2 separate regions of the Homo sapiens genome follow, and region 1 is linked to region 2. A link is an interaction called in ENCODE POLR2A ChIA-PET data of the cell type or tissue named here. Cell type or tissue: GM12878. All regions are shown on one strand. Links, peaks and the distances in the headings refer to the core of each region. The heading gives the core; the rest is flanking DNA.

The links. Peaks named below come from ENCODE experiments on the same cell type or tissue, not always from the same donor. Only the 100,000 strongest peaks of a DNase experiment are listed, where the experiment ranks them.
Region 1: POLR2A ChIA-PET joins it to region 2 with 6 read pairs; 2 of 35 experiments call an interaction of 5 or more read pairs at or near these places.

Annotation. Positions count from the first base shown.
Region 1 is chr17:59,624,808-59,630,801 of GRCh38, reverse strand. All of the region lies in intron 1 of CLTC (clathrin heavy chain), which reads right to left. Among named protein-coding and RNA genes, the nearest start is that of CLTC, 7.9 kb to the right of the region's middle. In GM12878, for the core only: no CTCF peak of the experiment used is centred there; a DNase peak (open chromatin) is centred at 2,871; H3K4me3 peaks cover 2,899 bases.
Region 2 is chr17:59,274,423-59,280,416 of GRCh38, reverse strand. It overlaps GDPD1 (glycerophosphodiester phosphodiesterase domain containing 1), which reads right to left. Exons shown (of 10, transcript NM_182569.4): 10 at 4,447-5,994. Among named protein-coding and RNA genes, the nearest start is that of YPEL2, 54 kb to the left of the region's middle. RefSeq lists an enhancer at 3,054-3,133. In GM12878, for the core only: no CTCF peak of the experiment used is centred there; a DNase peak (open chromatin) is centred at 3,206.

The sequences.
Region 1 (5,994 bases), core at 568-5,567, 350 kb before region 2:
CTGATGAAAGGACAAATAAAACACTGATATATCCATTCAGCAAAGTATTATTCAGTCATAAAGGAATGAAGTCTGATATATGCTATAACATGGATGCTTAGTGAAAGAAGTTAGAAACAAACGGTCCTTTATTGTATAATTCCATTTATGTGAAATATCCAGAACAGGTAAATCCATAGAGACAAAAAGCAAATTAGCAGTTGCTAGCGGATGGGAGGAGGGGGATGGGAGAGGGACTGCTTCACGTGTATGGGGTCTCCTTTTGGGGAGATGAAAATGTCTTGGAACTAGATACAGGTGTTGGCTGCACGACACTGTGAATGCACTAAATACCACTAAATTGTTCACTTTAAAATGGTTAATTTTGTTATGTGAGTTTTATCGCAATTGAAAAAGTTTTGATCCCTTTTCATTATAAACTCTTAGGGATTAGATATATTTAATGTACAATTCAACTAGTCATTTTGCTTACTTTACAGACATTTAAAATTATAAAATTAGGCCAGGCACAGTGGCTCCTGCCTGTAATCCCAGCACTTTGGGAGGCCGAGGCAGGCAGATTGCTTGGGCTCAGGAGTTCGAGGCCAGCCTGGGCAACATGGCCAAAGCCCATTTCTACAAAAAAATACAAAAATTGGCTGGGTGTGGTGGCACACGCCTGTAGTCCTAGCTACTTGGGAGGCTGAGGTGAGAGGATGGCTGGAGCCTGGGAAGTTGAGGCTGTGGTAAGCCATGATCTCGCCACTGTACTCCACTTGAGACAGAGCAAGACCCTGTCTCAAAAAACAAAACACACAAAATTATATTTAAACTCTGCATATGCATTTTTGACATCAGCACTGGAAAGTCATCTCCATTTCACAATGCTTTTCAAAAATCCATTACAGAGCAATCATAATGGTGCAGTTTTGTAACATCAAATCTATTTGCGTTATCAGGAGAGTTGTTTTTCTCTTATCTTTCTATGTAAATTATGATCTCTAGGCTGGGTGTGGTGGCTCATGCCTGTAATCCCAGCACTTTGGGAGGCCAAAGCAGGCGGATCACAAGGTCAGGAGTTCAACACCAACCTGGACAACATGGTGAAATCCCATCTGTACTAAAATTACAAAAATCAGCCAGGCATGGTGGCGGGCACCTGTAATCCCAGCTACTTGGGAGGCTTAGGCAGAAGAACCGCTTGAACCCGGGAGGCAGAAGTTGCAGTGAGCCAAGATCATGCCACTGTACTCCAGCCTGGGCGACAGAGCAAGACTCCATCTCAAAAAAAAAAAAAAAAAAAATTATGATCTCTAGAAACATGCCCGAATGGACTGCTTTTCACGGGATATTTAAATCATCTGCTTATAACATCCAACAGTTCCAACTGTGAGGCCATACACAGGAGAATTTTAGATGTGTAAAATTTGTCTCTCACTAATCCAGTTGATTTCAAGCCTACAGCAGCCTTTGCCAAACAGCATTCTGGTGCTCAGAACAGAAGCAACTGTGAGAGGACACAATACTATGGAGATTCAGTAAGGCTTTTAATAAGGAGACTCTTTCCTGAGGATATCTGTGGTAAAATAAAGAAACCTGCCTTAGATTTTCATAGTTCAATATGACCAAATATAGAATATTGCAGAGACTGGAGAAAGAGATGGGTTTTTGTAAACCATGTTCTCTCTACACGTTTTTCCCCCTTATTATTCATCTTTAAATAATGAGATCTATCCAAAGTCAGCTGTTTGCCAAGCAGAGCATATATACTGACAGTCTTTAGCTTCAGTCTGTCCACTTTGGTGGTTTTTTTTAAGCCACCTTTCTCAGATGAGCAGCTAATCAGAAATAAATGCAAGTTGGCCAGGCACGATGGCTCACGCCTGTAATCCCAGCACTTTGGGAAGCTGAGGAGGGTAGATTATTTGAGGTCAGGAGTTTGAGACCAGCCTGGCCAACATGGTGAAACCCCATCTCTACTAAAAATACAAAAAAAATTCGCCAGGCCTGGTGGCGGGCCCCTGTAGTCCCAGCTACTCAGGAGGCTGAGGCAGGAGAATTGCTTGAACCTGGGAGGCGGAAGTTGCAGTGAACCAAGATTGCACCACCGTACTCCAGCCTGGGCAACAGAGTCAACTCCCAATCCAATTCTCGTTTTTTCGTCTTCTATGACTCCCAGTTTCAACCTAGGGTCATGAAAAACTGTCATCCCTGAGACCCCCAGTGTGCATCACTGAGGAACTCCAGAAATCGACGGATGCAGAAAATGAGAAATTAGAGAGTCTGGTGTAACTTCAAGATCTTGGCTTCAATAACTGGGTAGATGGTAGTTTTTCTCCTTTAGTACGGCACATATATTCAACTCAAGTGGACAAAGGGAAACTCTTCCAGGGTGGAGGGGAAGAACTAATATTCGAGTGCCTGTAAGGGGTTAAGGGGCTAAATATTATACTACAAATACAAAAACATACTGTAGTCTAACTTTAAAATTGCCAGGAAATATTGTTTTAATAAATGAGGAAGTTGAGACAAGTTGAAAACCTGACATAATCAATAGATAAGCCCAGATTAAACATCTGAGACATTTTCCAGAATAGCACACTGCAGAGTTTTTTAATGTGACAAAATATGGCTTTAATGGATCTGGTTCCTATTCTTTCAGCAATAATCTTTAAAACCGTCTTACTTCAGAACTTGAAGAAAATCCTTATTTACCTAAGGATTAGGAACAAGAAGTATTAACAGTACTGGCAGTCTGCCTCCAAAGCACAACCCTACAAGTCTGTAACCATTTTCCTTTCTACCATGATGCTACTCAAAATGAGCAAATATATTCCATTGTCACCTTCATTTCCTATCCCTTTCATGCACAACTGCCTTCGTTGAGTTCAAGCTTCTATTTCTTGGCATAAACACAAAAACATGAATTTACAGTAAAATAGAAAGCAGAAGTTTCCTCCTTTCACAAGTGGCTTCAGACTGGAACACACTCATTCTTTTCAGTAAGAAAAAGTCTATAGAAAAGTGTGACAAGTTCAGTCTTATGAGAGGGATGCAGACAATCCTGGTTACAAGTTAACCGGATCCCAATCATCCTGCACAATTTTCCAATAGGAAACAGGATAAAGTCCTTAAAAAAGATACAGCTAAATAATCATTCAAGGCATAAAGTCAGATGTTAGTTTGCTGTCTCCTACTTTTCTCATAATATAAAAAATATTTCACGATAAACAAACGACAGTACTACTAGAATCAAAGAACATCACAGCATAGATATAAACAATTGTGGTACATTTTGCAATTCAAATGATACAGACCATTTACCAAATGAGGCAATGAGCCAAATGAAAGAATAAATATTAAAAGTCTGACTGCTCACTAGCTGTGTGACTCTAAAAGTTACCTACTATGAACTTCAGTTGCCCAATCTCTACAATAAGGCTAATCTGACCTAAGCACAAGGGTTCTCTTGCTAATTAAATGAGATAATAAACATTAAATATTTAATACAGTTCTTGGCACGTAATAGGTGCTCAAACAACTATAATGGCCCATGTATTTTGATTTTATGGATTAGATTACAGGACAATTAAGATTTGAATAGTTACTGCCTCAAAAATAGGACAAGGCTTGGTGTCTCACACTTGTAATTTCAGCACTTTGGGAGGCTGTGGCAGGTGGACTGCTTGAGCCCGGGATTTTGAGACCATCCTGGGAAACATGGCAAAACCCCGACTCTACAAAAAAAATACAAAAATTAGCCGGGTTTGGTGGCGCACGCCTGTAGTCCCAGCTATTTAGGGAGCAGAGGTGGGAGGATTACCTAAGCCCAGGGAGGTCAAGGCTGCAGTGAGCCTTGATCATGCCACTGCACTCCAGCCTGGGCAACAGAGTGAGACCCTGTCCCCACCCCCCAAAAAAAGTAGGACAAAAATATCTTAAATTATGTCTTAATTTAAGGAGATAATACAAAAGAAGAGACTCACAAAAGTCTGACAGATGGGTTTTGCATAACACATTTAGGTCCAAGCTTTCAGCCATCTTTTGAGTTAAGAGCATTAGCCATAGGCACTTAACCAAGAAGCAAAGACAAGACACCCAGAGCTGTAAACTTTGCTGTGGCTCAGAAGACAGGTTTATTTCATGAAGTAGTTTTGGCATGGCATATAGTGCATGAACTTAGAGAAACAGCCTCATTCTAATATACAGGACTAAAATATCAGCCATGAACCTACTGCTCATCTAAGTGAGAAGATTCACTTCAACACTACCACCCTAAAAAAGGACACATACAACACATACAATAACTCTAACAATCGCCTGACCGGCATTCCATATGGGTATTTTATCCGATATGATTCATTAAGTTTTTTTTTCAAATATGTCTGTTCAAGGAACCCTAATTTAAAATGTACCAGTGGCACACAATGAGACTCGTGGAACATAATAAAAGATTTATTTAAAAGTTTCTTTTTGGGGGGCAGTTTCAGAGTGTAATCAACTTTGTATCATATCAATATTTGTATTAAACTGTGCACAATATCAAATGTTCGAACACATAAAAGATCCACAATCAAGTAGACAACATCAATGGTTGGAATAACAAGTGTACAGCCTTTGCCAACTCATCAATGGAAGCATGAATGCAAGGTGTAGTCCATCTTGTTTACCACCTTGTCCCTAGAGTCTAACACAGTTCCTCATCTGCAGTAAGTACTCAAATCTTAGGTAAATGTGTTAACCCCAAATACTTATACACCATAAAACACTGGATCTGTAAATGAATATTGTGTCATTGGTTGAGATACCTGAATAAAATGTACTGGACAAAAATTATTTAGCCAATAATTAATGCTCCTAAAATGCTACGTAAAGTACTTTCACATACATGATCTCAGATCCTCATAATAACTTTGTGAGATAAGTATGCCCATTTCCCAGAGAAAAAAAAGCAAGAGGTTAGACTTAACCTGTGTTGTCCAATATGGTAACCACAAGTCACAACCTACATACCATAATGAGCACTTGAAATGTGGTTACCGTAATTTTAAAGTAATTAAAATTAAATAATAACCAGTAAGTGATTCAATTACTGGAAAACTTAAGTATGTTTGGGATCACTGAAGTATTGCATATCTGCTTTCCTTTTTCTTCATTTTTGTTTGTTTAATATAGAGACGAGGTCTTAACTCTGTTACCCAGGCTGGTCTTGAATTCCTGGGCTCAAACAATGCTCCTACCTTGGCTCACAAAGTGCTGAGTTTACAGGCATGAGCCACTACCCCCAGCCCCAAATCTGCCTTTCTAACTGTAAATTTTATGAACTCTAAATACGGACCAGGATTTCCAAAGAAAATAGGGTCTGAATTGATATATGCTCTAAGTACAAAATATACATAGCCGGGCACGGTGGCTCACACCTGTAATCCTAACACTTCGGGAGGCCGAGGCAGGCATTTCACGAGGTCAAGAGATTGAGACCATCCTGACCAACATGGTGAAACCCCATCTTTACTAAAAATACCAAAAAATAAAAATAAAAAAAAAATAGCTGGGCGTGGTAGCACGCGCCTGTAGTCCCAGCGACTCGGGAGGCAGAGGCAGAAGAATCACTTGAACCTGGAAGGCGGAGGTTGCAATGAGCCGAGATCCACCATTGCACTCCAGCCTGGCGACAGAGTGAGACTTTGTCTCAAAAAAAAAGAAAAAAAAACCACACACACTAGATTTAGAAAATTTAGTATGAAAAAGAATGTAAGGTATCTCATTAGTAAATTTTATACTGATTACATATTGAAATAATATTTTGCATATCCCAAGTTAAATAAAATATATTAAATTTAATTTTATCTGGGCATGGCATGGTGACTCACGCCTGTAATCCCAGCACTTTGGGAGGCCAAGGCGAGCAGATCACTTGAGCCCAATAATTTGAGACCAGCCTGAGCAATATAGCAAGACTCTGTCTCTACCAAAAAAACCCAAAATTAATTAATTTTATGTTTTTTCACTTTT
Region 2 (5,994 bases), core at 515-5,514:
TTTAGGTTGTTTCCAATTTTTCACTCTGCATATGTATCTTTGGACACTCATCCTATTTTTTTCTTGGAATATTATTCCTAGCACTGGAATTTCTGATGAAAGGATGTATTTGAAGGTACTGTCAAATTTATCCTAGAAGTGTTCTGCCAAGGCCAAGTGTTGTAGCTCACACCTATATTCCCAACACTTTGTGAGGCTGAGGTGAGCAGATGGCTTGAGCCCAGGAGTTTAAGACCAGCCTGGGCAACATAGCAAAACCCTGTCTCTACAAAAAAATACAAAAATTAGCTGGCGTGGTGGTACATACCTGTAGTCCCAGCTACTCAGGGGTCTGCGGTGGAAGGATTGTTTGATTCCAGGAGGCACAGGTTGCAGTGAGCTGTGATCATGCCACTGCACTTCAGTCTGCAACAGAGCAAGACTTTGTCTTAAAAAAAAAAAAGTGGGGGAGGAGGCGTGGGCTTTGTCAATTTATATTCCTACCAACAGTTTATGAGTGCTTGTTCTCCTATGCCTCTCATCAACACTTTCATTCTTGCTTACCTGAGAGTCGGGAATTAGTATCATATTCAATATCATTTCATTTTGTAAGTCTTTTATTATGAGGGAAGTTAAACATTTTTCATGTCTCTTGGCCATTTACACTTGTGAATTAGCTGTTCATATCCTATGCCTGTCTCTCACCCCTCCTTCCCCACCTATTGGTTGTTCTTGAGAAGTTTCTGACCAGAAAAAAATAATCATAAACCATTAAGGGAACTGACTGAATTTTTAAAAGGCTTTGAGTGAGTTATCAGGGAAGGAAGGGAGGGAAGAAGAAAGAGAGGAAGAGGAGGGGAGAGAGGGAGGTTCTATTAAAGTCCGGAGGGAAAAATCTTAGAACAAAGAATGCAAAAAAGGTTTTTGCAGATAATTCCTATTTCAAATCAATTTTATGTTGAACTCATATATGAAACAGAAAAAAGTGGAGCAGCTCTCATCAAAGTGGGAATGGGTAACCTGCTACACCTGCTCAGCCTCCTCTTGCCCAGGAGAGGCTGTCCAGGACCTGCCTTGTTATCTTAGGACTTTAAAAAACTAAATTTAAAAACTACTCAACAAACCAGAATAATGTATTCTTTTCATAAATAATGCGATGAGTTAAAATTATGCCTGTTTTGGCTGGGCACGGTGATTCACGCCTGTAATCCCAGCACTTTGGGAGGCCGAGGTGGGTGCATCACTTGAGGTCAAGAGTTCAAGACCACCGTGGCCACATGGTGAAAGTGCATCTCCACTAAAAGTACAAAAATTAGCTGGGTGTGGTGGCATGTGCCTGTAGTCCCAGCTACTTGGGAGGCTGAAGCAAGAGAATCGCTTGAACCCGAGAGCAGAGGTTGCAGTGAGCCAAGATTGCACCATTGCACTCCAGCCTGGGAGACAGAGTAAGACTCCATCTCAAAAAAAAAAAAAATTATGTCTGTTTTAATAGAGCTCTCTACTTTTGAAAGAAAAAGGCATAAATGAATGAGATCATTTGTTATGTTGTATGTTATTATTCAGTCTCACTAGGCATTCACGAACTAGGCATCTGGTGGCATGGTACTATTCAAACTGCAAGTAGTATACTGAGAAGCAACTAATATCACCTCTAAAGAGCTAACTTTGCAAATTCATACCTGTGAAGTACAGGAAATGCCTAAATCTATTCCTCCAGATTTAGCCTTTCATCCAAGGGCGAATATATCTAAAGCATAGCCACTCAAACTTCTTTTTGCCCTTTCAAACTCAAGTGCGCCCACATTCATCATCTTTACCACCACATTGTTTCTCCTCTCCAGGTTCCCCATTTTTTTGCAGCTTTGTAACTTTCCCTTCTTCTTTTAAGCTTATCCAGTCGCCAGCTCTTATTATTTCTTCCCTCTTTTAACTTTTATTTATTGAGACAGAATTTCACTCTTTTTGCCCAGCTGGAGTGCAATGGCATGGTCTCAGCTCACTGCAACCTCCACTTCCCGGGTTCAAGTGATTCTCCTGCCTCAGCCTCCAGAGTAGCTGGGATTACAGACACCCACCACCACATCCTGATAATTTTTGTATTTTTAGTACAGACAGGGTTTCACCATGTTGCTCAACCTGGTCTCAAACTCCTGACCTCAGGTGATCCACCCTCCTCAGCCTCCCAAAGTGCTGGGATTACAGGCGTGAGCCACCGCACCTGGCCTAATTTTTCCTTTACAGAGACACATAGATTCATTGTTTCCCTACTTATAGTACCATTACTTCCTTTTTTTTTTTTTTTTATTTGAGATGGAGTCTTGCTCTGTCGCCCAGGCTGCAGTACAGTGGCACAATCTTGGCTCACTGCAACCTCTGCCTCCCGGGTTCAAGTGATTCTCCTGCCTCAGCCTCCCAAGTAGCTGGGACTACAGGCACGTGCTACCACGCCCAGCTAATTTTTTGTATTTTTAGTAGAGAAGGGGTTTCACCGTGTTAGCCAGGATGGTCTTGAATCTTCTGACTTCGTGATCTGCCCGCCTCAGCCTCCCAAAGTGCTGGGATTACAGGCATGAGCCACTGCACCCGGCCTCTTCTTTTTTATTTTGAGATGGAGTCTCACTCTGTTGGCCAGGGTGGAGTGCAGCAGTGCCATCTCAGCTCACTGCAGCTTCCGCCTCCTGGATTCAGGCAATTCTCCTGCCTCAATTCTCGTGTAATCCCAAGTAGTTGGGATTACAGGTGTGCACCACCACACCTGGCTAATTTTTTTTTTTTTTTTTTTTTTTAGTAGAGATGGGGTTTTGCCATGTTGGCCAGGCTGGTCTCGAACTCCTGGCCTCAAGTGATCTCCCTGCCTCAGCCTCCCAAAGTGCTGGGATTACAGACGTGAGCCACTGCACCTGGCCACCAAATTTTTATGCCATCTAATGGCAATTTAGATTTGTATTAATCTGTTTAGACTTCTGACCTGGTTTCTGGACAGTTCTCTGCTCTAGGCTTGTATCTTTCTTTCAGATTATAGGATGATCAACTTTCCAAACATTAATTTTTCAGCGCTACCTAAATGAGGCACAGAAAATGTCTTCGTATGCTCCGAGCATTTTGATTTCCTCTCTGACGCTTGCATCTGACTTCTTTAGTTCTGCTTTTGTTTTGAGGCCTGGTTGCAGACTGTTTTTCACATTTTTCTTTTGTGTCTGAAATCATTATGTCATATTATTGCCTAGCAGTTTTGGTTCTTGTTTCCATTGTCTCAAGTTTAGCCATCTACTTGAGCTGTATGACTTTCAGTTTAGAACAAACTCTTCAGCCTGGCATTCATGGCCACCCTTAACTTGTCATTCTTATCTATTGCAGAATCTCTTTTGATTTTTTTTTTTCCAATGGATTCTTTCTGGGGTCACCATTTTGCATAACTCTAGGCAAAATCATTCAGGCTGTGTTATATATTAATGGTTTCCCATACTGGAGCATACTATGATTTATTATTTATGTTCTGTTTTCTCAACCCATCACAGCCATCCTTTCTTCACAGTGTGGCTATGAGATGACTCCCTGTAGTCCCTCCCCACTCCTCAATTTCTAGAACTGAAATGAGAGCTTTAAGAAATTCTGAGGCCGGGCGCAGTGGCTCGTGCCTGTAATCCCAGCACTTTGGGAGGCCAAGTCGGGCAGATTGCTTGAGCCATGGGCAACATGGAGCAACCCTGTCTCTACAAAAAAATACAAAAATTAGCAGGGTGTGGTGGTGTACTCCTGTACTGGCAGCTACTCAGGAGGCTGAGGTAGGAGTATCACTGGAGCCAGGGAGGTTGGGGCTACAGTGAGTGGAGACTGAGCCACTGCACTCCAGCCTGGGTGGCAGAGCAAGACCCTGTCTCAAAAAACAAACAAACAAACAAACAAAAAACTTGATGCCCCTATCAAAAAGCAGAATTCAGATGTTAACTGAATGATGACCAACTTCCTTGTTAGAAAATACTATGTTTTTATTAAGAAAATTAAAGTCACCTTGACTATAAAATCACCAAACTTTTGAAACATTATTTTCTAAACATCTTTACCTTGTTGGGTACTTTTTCTTCTACTGGTTTACATAAAATATAAGCTGGCCCTTTAATATGATCTGTTCTGAATCATAACAAAGCAAAATTTAGAAAGGAGAAATAACAAAAAGAATTCTATCAAAGATGATCAAAATGATCCCTAGCAACTATAACCATAAGTTACAATAAGTGAAATTGAAAATGACTGATTCAGTGGATTACCCTCCCAAGTTATTTGTTCAAATGCCAAGAAGTAACTTTCTTACCATAAAAGTGTTTCCATATTTTCTTTTCTTTACTAGAGAGAAATCTCAGGTGCATTTATTATTCATATGATTAAAGCATCACCTCATTAAATTCTGCAAAAAAATCTATAAAGTATATTTGGAATTAAAACTGAAAAAGAATGAAGAATGCTTACTTTGTTCTTGGAAAACTTTATTTCAGTTTAAACAACAAAGCAAATGATATTTATGTCATCCAGGGACAGATAGGAGAGTACAGTCATTCTTCATAGCAGTTTCATTGCCAAACTCCAAATGAGAGATGTAATCTAGGTAAAAGACACTTATTATTCCAGATTACATTTACCTCACAATCTGAGATCATGAAAATTAGTCAAATATATTAGAAACAGATGTACACGAAGTCACCTCAGATAAACTGAGAAAGTGATGTCTAATGCTTTGGAAAATTCTGTTTCTACTTAATACTCAGATTAATGAGTTTTAAAGATCAGGAACATCTTTATGGGGGTTCATAAATGTTAGGAACAATGATATGCACTTTCATCAGTTTAATTATTAGGATTCAAGATGGTATTTAAAATCTAGATGTAGGCTCAGTTAGTCAGTGCCAAAAATGGAAATCTTACATTTTTTTAGAGGAAACACAAAAATATGACTATTTGGATCTTGTCTTAATTTACAACTGGTAAGTTCCTTTTTAATGCTTAAAAAAATGGACATGGTAGAATTGCTACACACCTGAAAAAGGTCTCAAATAGAATGTTCCATTAACAACAACAACTCAGAAATCTAATTCACTCTACAGATTTTATTTCTGATCAACTAATCAACTTTTATTTTCTTGAGCCTGGCTGCTGCTGATTATGTATAACTTGCCAAATAACTACACATCACTGATTTCCAAGCTTTTTTCCGTTTTATTTTTCCTCTTTAACTAAGGTACACCTAGAAATAACAAGACACTACCAAATAGCTGCAATGGCCTTCAAAATTTCTTTTACTGGCCGGGTGCAGTGGTTCAAACCTGTAATCCCAGCACTTTGAGAGGCCGAGGTGGGTGGATCACCTGAGGTCAGGAGTTCGAGACCAGTCTGGCCAACGTGGCAAAACCCTGTCTCTACTAAAAATACAAAAATTAGCTGGGCATGGTAGCAGGCACCTGTAATCCCAGGTACTCGGGAGGCAGAGGCAGGAGAATTGCTGGAACCTGGGAGGCAGAGGTTGCAGTGAGCCAAGATCGCACCACTGCACTCCGGCCTCGGCGACAGAGCAAGACTACATGTCAAAAAAAAAAAAAAAATCTTTTACTAATTGATTGTATTCCAGTGAAGACTATTGCCAATTTTTTTTCTTTTTTTCTTTTTTTGAGACGGAGTCTTGCTCTGTAGCCCAGGCTGGAGTGCAGTGGCGCGATCTCGGCTCACTGCAAGCTCCGCCTCCCGGGTTCACGCCATTCTCCTGACTCAGCCTCCCGAGTAGCTGGGACTAAGGTGCCCACCACCACGCCCAGCTAATTTTTTGTATTTTTAGTAGAGACGGGGTTTCACCATGTTAGCCAGGATGGTCTCGATCTCCTGACCTCGTGATCCGCCCGCCTCGGCCTCCCATTTTTTTTTTTTTTTTTTTTTTTTGAGACGGAGTCTCACTCTGTCTCCCAGGCTGGAGTGCAGTGGTGCTATCTTGGCTCACTACAGCCTCTGCCTCCCGGGTTCAAGCAATTC